Regions from separate parts of the Homo sapiens genome. Here region 2 is linked to region 1. A link is a loop called in an ENCODE intact Hi-C map of the cell type or tissue named here. Cell type or tissue: CD14-positive monocyte. All regions are shown on one strand. Links, peaks and the distances in the headings refer to the core of each region. The heading gives the core; the rest is flanking DNA.

What was found. Peaks named below come from ENCODE experiments on the same cell type or tissue, not always from the same donor. Only the 100,000 strongest peaks of a DNase experiment are listed, where the experiment ranks them.
Region 2: a loop joins it to region 1, with 10 times the contacts of the local background. A loop is called at or near these places in 2 of 110 quality-filtered maps.

The regions. Positions count from the first base shown.
Region 1 is chr20:47,347,593-47,353,279 of GRCh38, reverse strand. It overlaps ZMYND8 (zinc finger MYND-type containing 8), which reads left to right. Exons shown (of 23, transcript NM_001281775.3): 2 at 5,354-5,424. It overlaps LOC101927377 (a long non-coding RNA gene), which reads right to left and starts at 719. Exons shown (of 2, transcript NR_134501.1): 1 at 540-719; 2 at 1-275. RefSeq lists an enhancer at 460-609. In CD14-positive monocyte, for the core only: no CTCF peak of the experiment used is centred there; a DNase peak (open chromatin) is centred at 2,859; H3K4me3 peaks cover 2,834 bases; H3K27ac peaks cover 3,531 bases.
Region 2 is chr20:48,767,057-48,772,743 of GRCh38, reverse strand. The region is part of intron 1 of PREX1 (phosphatidylinositol-3,4,5-trisphosphate dependent Rac exchange factor 1); the gene reads left to right. Among named protein-coding and RNA genes, the nearest start is that of PREX1, 58 kb to the left of the region's middle. RefSeq lists a silencer at 639-860. In CD14-positive monocyte, for the core only: no CTCF peak of the experiment used is centred there; DNase peaks (open chromatin) are centred at 1,513 and 3,093; H3K4me3 peaks cover 1,115 bases; H3K27ac peaks cover 3,843 bases.

The sequences.
Region 1 (5,687 bases), core at 643-4,642:
CAACAAAACATTTCCCCTTTTCTTTCCCTGGGAGAACCAGTGGGGAGACTGCATCAGGTCTTAAATAGGATGAGGGGGGAGACACTTTTTAGGAAGTGGGGTGACAGTAACCTAGAAAACCCTGGAGGCAAAGGTAGGTTTTTAAAAGTCCAGCCACTTGCAACGCGTGATGTCTTTGTTTCTTTTGCCCTCTTTCCCCTTCTCTCTCCTGTGGCAGAGGCAGCAGACATTTGTCAGCCTGGGAACCCTCAATCTGGCTTTGCCTCTGGTTGACTCTGGAAAGAAAGATACATTCAAAGGGGCCTTCGCTACTGCACAGCAGAGATTTAAAAAGGGAATATGTTTCAGAACCCTTTGGTTACTCTTAAAATGCAAGATCTGAGCAAGGGTTCACCCTTGGCTTCAGGTTGCTAAGGTTATGGTCACCCTCCCCGCTACTTCCCACTCTCCTTGCAGACAAACAAACAGGCAGTGGCCATGCCAGCTCTGCAGCCAGTGTGCTGCCAGCCTGTCCCCCCCATCCCGATTACCTTACCTACCGGCCGGCGGGGGCCAGTGGCCCGTCCTTGCCCTGGCATGGCCTTGGGCACTGTGCCCTCCTTTCTCCCCTGGAGCTAAAAAGCAGTCACCTTGAAACTCCTCACTCCCAGCACCAGAGGAGTTCTGAGGCCAATGCTCAGACCTGTAACAGTAAATGACGTTATCCACTCAGGCTGTTAGTTCGGCCTCTGAAAGCGGGTTTTGCAAAACCCATTGTTAATTCTCAGGCTCTGTTGGGGGTGGTCAGAAATCTAATTTGTGAGTATCCTGTGCATTGGATAAGGGAATGTTTTCCTTGTGTTTCTCCTCTGCAGACTCGGATTGTCTTTCCTTGATGTTAACTGTCTTAGGACTGGCTGCTTCAGAGGGCTGGGTATTTGGTGGCTGTTTGCAGGCTTATAAACAGCCTTTTTATTTTACCTTTGCCGTAGACTGAGGTGCAGCCCTTTAGCTTGGCTTTTCAGATGCCTGCTGTCCTTGAAGCACTTTCATTTTACCTAGCGCCTTTTTGGTATGGATGCAAAGCTGGTTTCTAATAGACTGAGAAGAGAAGGGGGACCGGGCTTCCTCCTTGCCTTCCCCCAGGCTGCTCCCTGGGAACATTTTTGTGTTTGCACAGACACCTGTCCGTCTGCAGTTTGTGCCACGGGGCTGCACGATTCCTAACCTTCTACCCACCTAATTTGAGGGCAAGGGGGCCTCATCACAGAGCCTCATGTTGAAGGCTCAGGATCTACAAGAGAAGGCTTTTCCTTAGGAACCTGTGACTTCACAAACTCTCCCTGTCATTGCAGAGTTTTTTTTAAGCTTCTAAACGTTGGGTTGTTGGTGTCCTTTGGTTCAGCTTTTCCTAGTTCTGGTATTTAGGAAGGTGGCTTTGAAACTCGCAGGGCTGCTTAAACAAGAGCTACAGCTATTGAACAAACTGCTACCATTTTAGCTTCAACACAGGAATGAGGCAGTGTTGCCAGACGCCATTTTAAGAATCCTGCATAAATAGCTTAGCTACCGATGACTCTGCCTGTTTTAGGTGAGTGCTTATATAAAGCTGCTCTGCTAACCATTCCCCCCCACCCCAATTTCTTAAAAAATTAATTGTAGATTTAGGGAAGCATGGTTTTTAATTTTGATGTTCACTATTTTGTAATCTAGAAGAGGAAGATGTTATGCCTTGGGGATTAAATATTTCTTACAGCCTGGACCATTTTGGTATTTTGAATGAAAAGTAAAAACCAGGAAAAGTCCTTTCGAATGATGCATGATTCTTGAATTGCTGTGCGATGATCCTCATCTGTAGAACCAGAGTCTTGTGCATGTTGGTTATATATTCTAGATGGCTTAGATACTCTTCTTTAAAAGTCAAATAGTAGGGGCACTTGGGGAAAAGAAATATGTGGGCATTGTGTATTCAGGCATTTTTCTGTCAAAACTAGATGCTTTCTTTTTTCTCTCTCTTGGAAGTGTTGAGGAGATGAGATTCCTGGGAATTACGGACCATCCCTGAGTCCTCAGAATTAACAATCAGAAGGCTTAAAGCATCCTGGAGGTGCAGTAGTTCATCTGCAACTTTTAATTGCTCTTTTTTCAGTGCATGCAGGTTAAGAAGTAAGCATAGGTTTTCTTGCTCAGGCACTGGGGGAGAAATCTTTTATTCTTTTTGGGATGGGATGGGGTGGTCTTGGTTATCTTTGCAGGTACTGTTATTTCTTTGAATTGCCTCAAATGTATCAGTTTGTGAAATCTGCAGGCAAATGACTTGGGTAAATGTGAGTGTAAGAGGTGGTGGTGTATACAATGTATCTAACTAGTTGATGGTGTATTTTCCTATTGGAGTGAGAAATTGTTTGCTTTTCAGCTAATTTTACCCTTTTCTGTAGCGGGCCCCCAGTTTCCTCAACAGACCTTTAAAGGGAAAAAAGTAATGTCAGTTTGAAACAAGAGCTTGTTGTCCCATTGTTTTTGATTTAAATCATCAGGGTTGCTGGAAGCTAGCAGATATGGAAGGAAATAAGCTGTCTATGTTCTAAGACTTTAATGTGTTAATGACAGAAGTTCAGAGTATTTTCTCCAGATGCAGCTGCCTTTTCTTTTTAAGAATTATTTGACTGTTTTTTTTCCCCCAAATGACTGAACAGTTCTTAACCTAAATTGACCAACATCAGTGGGGCAATTCAGACAGGTACAGATCTTTTCTTGCGCCTACTTTTGATGTAATATTCATTTTTTTTTCCTAATAACATACTAGTTCTTAACACTAAATCAAAAAAAAACACACACACACACACAAAAAAACCGAAATCAGTGGTGTAGGAAAAAGGAAGTCCCTTTAGATGTGGCTATTCAAAATGACTAATTTTGCATTCTGGTCTTTGCTTTTGTAAATGAAGTTTTTTTTTTTTTTTTTTTTTTTTCTCCTTTTAATGCATAGACACTGCAGTTTCCTTTAGTCAAATACAAGTTAATTGTGTGTGTGAGTGTGCGTGCATGTGTGTGCACGGGTTCCTTTTGAAAGGATGGTTTGCTGATCTGTGAAAAAGATGGTTTTCTTAAATTGTTGTGCTTGAAATGCTGTGCTAAAGCTGGTGGTGCTATTGCTAAAGTTGGGTGATTATGGTGCCCACTTGTAATACTTGGAAAGATAAAACAGCTTAACTTTTTTTTCCCTCTCTCTTCTGCTCCAGCATTGATTATCTTAAAACTCAGAAGCAAATAGCCACCACATAACTAGTTTGCATTTTCCTCGTCTCTCAGCAGCATTCCTGCCTGAAGTATTCAGCTCCTCTAGGCTGTTACAAGCCAAATAATGGTTCCCTTGAATGCAGCCTTCCTCCATGATCAATACACCTTTGAATGTTTTCATCGCTGCAGAAATCCTTCAAGTGGGTTTTTTTTGGCTCAGTTCTGCATAATTGTTTCCCTCACCACTGTAGATTTCAGTTGGATCACAGATTAGCGTTTTCTCTATTACTCAAAATATGGGATCGGTTTCAAGAAGTTTAGAATTTCACATACTTCATGCTAGAGAGGGAAACAGAATTCTAGTTGCTAGAAAAGATCAAGGTTGCTATTTGTTCCTTTGAAGTTAACTGTCTACCCATCTCCGAGGGCTGCATGGGGCTTTTTGTTAAGATGTATTTCCAGTCACCCCAAGCCAGAACCCATCAACAGCATCCAGTTGGACAACCTGTGTATGTTTCAGGCAGAGTGTTTCTGAGTTGAGAATGTTTTCTCCTTAAGTTGGAATAGAAAGCATTAGTGCTGAAATAACCTTCAATAAATCACCGTTGTATTATTGCATATAAGCGATGTGTTTAAATTTAGCAGGCTGCTTTCTCCTGATGAAAACCATTTGTGACAACATGTCAGTTGTTTCTTTGGTGATTTGTGTCACAGGCTTTCTTTACAGATGCGGTGTAAATGAAATTGTTAACGGGGTTCAAAATCAGATGGCTAAATGTGTTAATATTCTCATTTAAACCCAACTACCTTTCTTCGTCTCCAAGCCCCTATAATTTAACTCTGAACTATAATCTTTTCCATTCTATCTAGCTCCCATCCTAAGTCCTCTCCTCCTAACGTGGAACTCTCCTAAAATCTTCTCCTTATACTAGGGTTCGAGACATGAGGCTGTCTTTTTGGGCCTTTTGCGTTGTCACAGTCCCAGACCACGGAACATTCTCTCTTCCCCAGGACAGGACATTCTCTCTTCCCCAGCCTCCTTCCTGTCCTGGCGTTGAGTCTTCCAAATGGAAAATTCCAGCCATATCAATTGGTGATGCACCCATTTCTTCCTGTGGAACGACAGTCTGATGGAATTGCTTCTGGAGTAAATGCCCAGCTTCTTACCACTTCAGTGTCAGCCTGAATGTTTGGAAAGTTCTAGCACCTCAAACCATTTGCATCTATGAAAGCAGAACTCTATTTTTTCCCTTTGGTTTAGCTTGTGAGTTCTCTGTGGGAGGAAGATCTGATATGGCCGGCTCTCTTTCAACCCTAGTTCCAGCAGAGAGAGAGAGAGAATGTTCTGGGTGACGGACCCTCCCAGCAAAGGGGCTTGCTTTATTTGCTTCTCTCCCCAACCCTCCACTCTTAGCCTTTGTCTTTTGAATAATCCTTCCTCATTCCACTTTTGTGGTGGGGGATAATTAGTCACAACTCAGTAGTAAGCCGTGCCTGCTGTAGAGAGGAAGCATTCAGGGGGTTGGAAGTGTGGAGACCCCAGTCTGATTGCTGGAATCAGTGCTCCTCGGTTCAGTGTTTTGAGACCAGGTCTTTAGCTTCTAGCTGGGCATATTTTTCTGCTTTGTAATTTAACCTGTATCTTTTTTTTCCCATGTTCCTGCCTCATCAGGGAATTGTAAGATTTAGGGGGAGGTGTGGGAAATCTTACTCTTTGCCCTAAAGTATTCAGCGATCAGAATTCTGGATACCCTGCAAAACACCTCCAACCTCCCTGCCTTTGAACCCTGTGTTAACAATGAGAAGCTTGTTTATTTGAAGGCTGGGTTCTCATTGGCCCACAGGGGTAGGTTGTAATTGTGTGTCTAAAAAATTGCCTTTTGCATTCCCCAATAGCATGACAACTGGAATAGTAATTTGACTTAAAAAAAAAAAGAACAACCTAGTGTTTTAAAAAACTCCTTTAGGACTCTTCACACTTTGTTGAAATCAGGTGTGGGTTTCCTCCCCCAGCCCTGGATAAGGATGAGGGAATGTCTTTAAGGTGTGTTTGTTGCTAGAACTTCCAAATAGCTGCCCCCATGGGGCAAGTTCTCAGCCTTCCTAAACATGAACATAATTTGCTCTGTTTCAGCTTGGCTGAAGAGGAAATAAAAACAGAACAGGAGGTGGTAGAGGGCATGGATATCTCTACTCGCTCCAAAGGTGAGTAAAAATCTTGTATTATCTATTCTAGAGCTAAGGAGGAAATTGGAATTTCTTTTTGTTGTTGTAGTGCAGTGAAGTGTGTGGCTCTCTGAGCCGACGTTGTAACTCTTCTTGGATTTTCAGATATAAGATTTTTTGATGGATGAACCTAATTGATGGAGAACTCTCCTCCTTTTGGTTTTCTTTCCCTGGTGCCTGTGTAGGGGTCCTGACAGTGAATTTTACCTGTGTGTCATGACTGAGGGTGGCTGGCTACCTCT
Region 2 (5,687 bases), core at 817-4,816, 1.4 Mb before region 1:
GGCTGGACGGCAGTGGACAGGGTGAGTCCTAGCCCAGCCTGCTCTGCCCCTTCCTCCTTCCTCAGCCCTCAGTTTCAGGGCAGTAAATTTCCTCAGCAGACATGAAGCGATTTGTATACTGTCGCCTTTCCTCCCGCTGAGCTGCCGACTTCCTTTCCAGCTTGATGTGGTGGGAAGTTCCGCAAAGAGAAAAAGGGAACTGCTGGGTCTGTGTCCCGTGGTTGGTGGCTGGGGCAGTATTTGGGGCATTGGAGTGCTGTCCTCCTATGGCACTGCTTGGGCTGGGGCATCTCTTCTGCAGGTATGGCCATGGGCACGTCTCACCCAGTGTCACAGGGACAGGGGCCGGCCTGATTCACCAGAAACAGGGCTGCCACGAGCTGCGCACCTGCGCCTTCTTGGGGGCATGGGCACCCTGCAGGGCCATACCTGTGCCACCCAAGAAACCTGGCCCAGCTTTCTGGAACCCCAGTTTTGCTCAGTGATATGGCTGGACACATTATTTTTACTTTTTTATTTTTTTAGTTATTTTATTTATTTATTTATTTTGAGACAGAGTCTCGCTCTGTTCAGCCAGGCCGGAGTGCAGTGGCTCGATCTCAGCTCACAGCAACCTCCGCCTCCCAGGTTCGAGCGATTCTCTTGCCTCAGCTTCCTGAGTAGCTGGGACTACAGGTGCCCGCCACCACGCCTAGCTAATTTTTGTATTTTTAGTAGAGATGGGATTTCACCATGTTGGCCAGGGTGGTCTCGAACTCCTGAACTCAGGTGATTCGCCCACCTCAGCCTCTCAAAGTGCTGGGATTATAGATGGGAGCCACCGCGCCCAGCCTAGACACATCATTTTTAGAGGAAAATCAAATGCAAGTAATAATAATAGCAAAACACGCTTGCTGAATGCTTCTTCTATGCTAGTGCGTGGCATCACACCCTGCCCACAGGGCTGTGGTGAGGATTTATGGGTTTCTGTTGAGAAAGCACTTGGAACCGTGTCCGGCATGAAGGAATTCTTAATGAGCATCAGCTGGGCCTCGGGTTCCTCCTCCGCATGGTGATGGGGCTGCACGGCTGATAAGGCTTGAACTTTTGTTGCCTTTTTTTATTTTGAGATGGAGTTTTGCTCCTGTCGCCCAGGCTGGAGTGTAATGGCACAGTCTCAGCTCACTGTAACTTCTGCCTCCTGGGTTCAAGCCATTCACCTGCCTCGGCCTCCCAAAGTGTTGGGATTACAGGCGTGAGCCACCACGCCCGGCTAGAACTTGTTGCCTTTGGCATCATTTTAGAGCAATAAATTGGTGCAAACCCTTTGGCAAAACACTTAGCGGAGACAACAAGAGACTCCCAAACAGTGATTCCCCTGGAATTGCAGGGGATCCCACTGCTGAAAAAAATCCTAAGCATGGGGGGAAAATCCCCAGATACTTTTATGTACCAGGTTACTCATTGAAACACCACTGTGAGCGCTCAAAATCGGCAACAACCTAAAGGTCGGATAGGGAAATGGTTAGGGACATGAGCCACACCCATTTCCTTAGCCACTGTGGACCACTGGAAAGGTGACATGCAAAATTATGTGCAACCGGTGATGACAGCCATGCCTAAAAACTGCAGGAGACGCCATGGAAGGTGACATGTTGAAATATTGACAGTGGGCACTGTCAGAATGTGTGATTTCCAGTTTTCTTCCTATGACTTTATTAATTTTCCTGATGAAAGGCAACTGTACATACTGAAACCAGAAGACTCAACCAGCACCTTCTAAACCTGGTGCCCCATCGCAGGTGCCTGGGGAAGCATGTTAACAAGGCAGATGCCCAGGCTCCTCCCTCTCCCACTGCGTTGGAGCCTCTCAGTCTTCAGGGCCCAGGAATCAGCATTTCCACTGAGTGCCCCAGGTGATTCAGACGCCTGCTGTAGCCTGAGGGTCATGGATTAGGGCTGCCAAGGGGTTGCCTTGTGATTGCAAAGGTTTGCAAATCTGGGTCTCCAGTTTCCTTTCCTTCCTCACTTCTGCATGGCCAGATTTTTTTTTTTGAGATGGAGATTCACTTTGTCACCCAGGCTGGAATGCAGTGGAGCAATCTTGGCTCACTGCAACCTCTGCATCCCAGGTTTAAGTGATTCTCCTGCCTCTGCCTCCCAAGTAGCTGGGATTACAGGCATGCACCACCATGTCTGGCTAATTTTTTATTTTTAGTAGAGATGGGGTTTTGCCTTGTTGGCCAGGCTGGTCTCGAACTCCTGACCTCAGGTGATCCACCTGCCTCAGCCTTCCAAAGTGCTGGGATTACAGATGTGAGCCACTGTGCCTGGCTGGCCAGATCTTGCCTGTTTGTCAAGGTCATGCTCAGGGTCCTCCCTGACCTCCTCTGAGCTGCTTTCCCTGCCCTGCTGCCCATTCTCGGGTTCGTGTACCTCCTGGAGCCCTTCAGGGTTATCTGGGAGCTTTGGAAAAAGAGCTGATTTCCTGGCTTTTCCAGACCTCTTGAGTCAGACTGTCATTTCCTGGTATACCTCCTGGGCAAAACATGTGTTTTGAAAAGCTTGACAGGTAATTCTTATGCCCGCTTCCTGGGCATCAGACCCACTGACCTAGAGATGGCTCCCACCTGGCTTTTAAAACCAGATTTCTAATTGTTCTTTTTAATTGGTAAAGATAGCACATATTCTTAGCAGACAATTGAAATCCTGCAGAAAATTTTAGAAAGTCCATTCCGTGATAAACCTCAAATTTACCTCCTTGGGCTTACAAGTGATTTATGGAGCACCTGCTGTGTACTGAGTGTCCAGGCTGCCGCAGTGCACAATACAGACAAAAGCTCTCTCCCTCACCGTGTGTGCAGTGAAGACAGACAGTGAAGGTGTCAGCCAAGGAAAATTTGTAGTGTTCTCAGGTGGTAAGTGCTATGGAAAAACATGAAGCAAAATTAGAGGGCTGGGCTGCTGGGAAGATGTGGCAGTTTTCAATGGTGTGGGCAGGGCAGGCTTCACTGAGGAGGTGACGTTTGAGCAGAGACCTGAAGGAGCAGAGTGAATGAGTCATGTGGTTACGTGGTGACAGGCGTTCCAGGCAGAGGGGACAGCCAGTGCAAAGGTCCTGTGGCAAGAGCCTGTCTCATGTGTTTCTGCACCTTCAAGGGTGCCAGTGTGGGAGGAGATGAGGGAGAAGGGAGTTGCGTAGGAGGTGAGGTCACAGAGTGTGAGCTCATTCTGATAGCGCAGCCTCTGTTGGAGGATTTTAAGCAGAAAGGCAACATGCAAGGGCTCTTTGATGTACGAAGCCGGCCCCATGCCTAGTGGGTGCTGGGGCTCCTAGAGATGCCCCAGCGACGACGGTAGAGTAGGTGTTTGTGGCTGTCCCTGTGCCTGTGGTGGGCGGGGGACACCTCTCACACACCTGGAGAGGATCCCCTCAGGATTCAAGGCACGTCTCATTCAACGGGGCAGCCCCTCATCTCCCCTCCCCCGCACCACCACCCCCAGCCTCTTTGCTTCAGAACCTGAGAGCAGACACAGGCTTCCTGTTCCCGAATCTTCTTAGAAGCAGGGTTGGGAGGCAGCGAGGGGGTGTGTGTGGAGGGTGGCTCGTCTCTTTGGCAACGGGCCTCAAAGAAGCCAGGGCTTCGTGGATGCACAGTTGTAGAAGGAATGGGAATGGGGTCTGGCTCTGCCTGAAGCCAGAACGATGTATTGGCCCTCAGGGCTTGAGCCAGGACAACCCATGCGTGGACAGTAGACAAACCAGGGTGGACGGTGACAATCTCCTTTTAAACCCTTTGCTGAAAAAAAAAAAAGGGAATAGTTTCTGTTGCAGGATAATTACAGACAGTGAAGTGCACAGCTCCATTGGTGATTACGTATGCATCACCACCAGGTGAAGATCTAGAACATTCTTTGCCTCCAGAGTCCCCTTGAGCCCCTTGCCAGTCTTTATCCAGCCTTGAATGACGACTTTTCTTTTTTTTTTTTGAGGCAGAGTCTCGCTTTGTCACCCAGGCTGGAGTGCAGTGGCATGATCTCAGCTCACTGCAACCTCTGTCTCCTGGGTTCAAATGATTCTCCTGCCTCAGTCTCCTGAGTAGCCACCATGCCTGGCTAATTTTTATATTTTTAGCAGAGACGGGGTTTCATCGTGTTGGCCAGGCTGGTCTCGAACTCCTGAACTCAAGTGATCGGCCGCCTCTGCCTCCCAAAGTGCTGGTATTACAGGCGTGAGCCACTGGGCCCGGCCGAGTGACGGCTTTTCTAACCTCTGTCATCAAAGAAGGGTCTTGCCAGTTTTGGGACTTCGTAGATGTGGAATCCCACGGGTGGCTGCACCCTTTTGTGTCTGGCTTCTTTCGCTTGGGCCATGTTTTTGAGATGCGTCCAGTTTGCTGCGTGTGTTAGCAATTTTCTTTTGATTACTGAATCATTTTCTGTTGTGTGAGAACACCACCATTTGTTCATCCGTTCTCCTGTTGATGGACATTGGTAATTTTAAAATTTGAGTTTTTATTGTGTTCCATTCTCTGTGCTAAGCACTTTATGTTTTGAGTGATATTTCCTTGAATCCTCAAAAGAACACTGAGAGATAGAGGCTTTTACTCTGTGTTACATACATAGGAATGGAAGCTTGGAGGCTTATGGAACTTCACCTCCTTTCCCCTCTTAACCAGTATTTATTCAGCATCTTCTGTCTACCTCAACCCATGCTGTGGATTCAGCACAAGCAGCCAGAGACCCTCACCATCACGGAGCTGGCAGTGCGCAGAGAGGAGGACTCTAAATTAGCAAAATGCATAGAACAACACTTTGTGCTACCTGCATTACAGGGAATTAAAACAGATTATCGAGGTAGAGGGTGGCTCGGGGGCGACTTGTGGCTTGGGTGAGGCTGCTTCAGCCAGGATGGTCAGGGGAGGCTCTCTGTGGAGGTGATATTTGAGCATCCTGTGCAGTGACGATGAGGGGCGGGGAACAGCACGTGCAAAGTCCCTGAGGTAAGAAAAAGCCTGGGGTGACCTAGGAAGGGCAGACTAGGCATTGGGGCTGCAGTGGAATGAGACACACGACTCTGGGGAAATGTCGGGAAAGTACAGCGTGGTCTGTAGTTGGAGAGGGCTGCTTTTACGTCGATGCACTGACAGATAAGAACCCCATCAGTGATGGTAACGTAAGCGTTGGCATTTCACTCTGGTGCGACTCTGAAGTTAGGGTTCGTTATCTATTTCCTTCTCTGAGTTAGGTGGAAACTGAGGTTCAGAGGCCCACGTACCCTCCCCCGCTGACAGGTGGGGACTTGAACCAGCTTGTCTGACACCAGAACCTCCATCTTCCAGCTCTCAGCCATCCCCTCTTCAGGGCCCTCGTTTGAGGGGGCTTCTTCATGCTTCTCTGGTTCCATCATCTCCCCTCCCTCCTCGGGGGCTCTGTCCCATAGTCAGGTCCCCCAGGGAAGGAGCCATTGAAAGACTCCCTTGCAGAATCCCTGGTGAGCTGTCGTAGTCTGTGGTGTGGCTGGTTGTCACTGGTCTGGCTGGAAGGCAGGGAGTCGAGGTGGTTAGAATGTGTGGGCCTGACCTCATAGCCCCAGAGCTGGGAGCCCTTTGAGATCCTCTCATCTGACCACTGTTCCCCGTTTCGCGGACGAGGGAACAGAGTGTGGGAGCAGCTTTCTCAGGGTCCCACAGCGAGTCTGTGGCAGG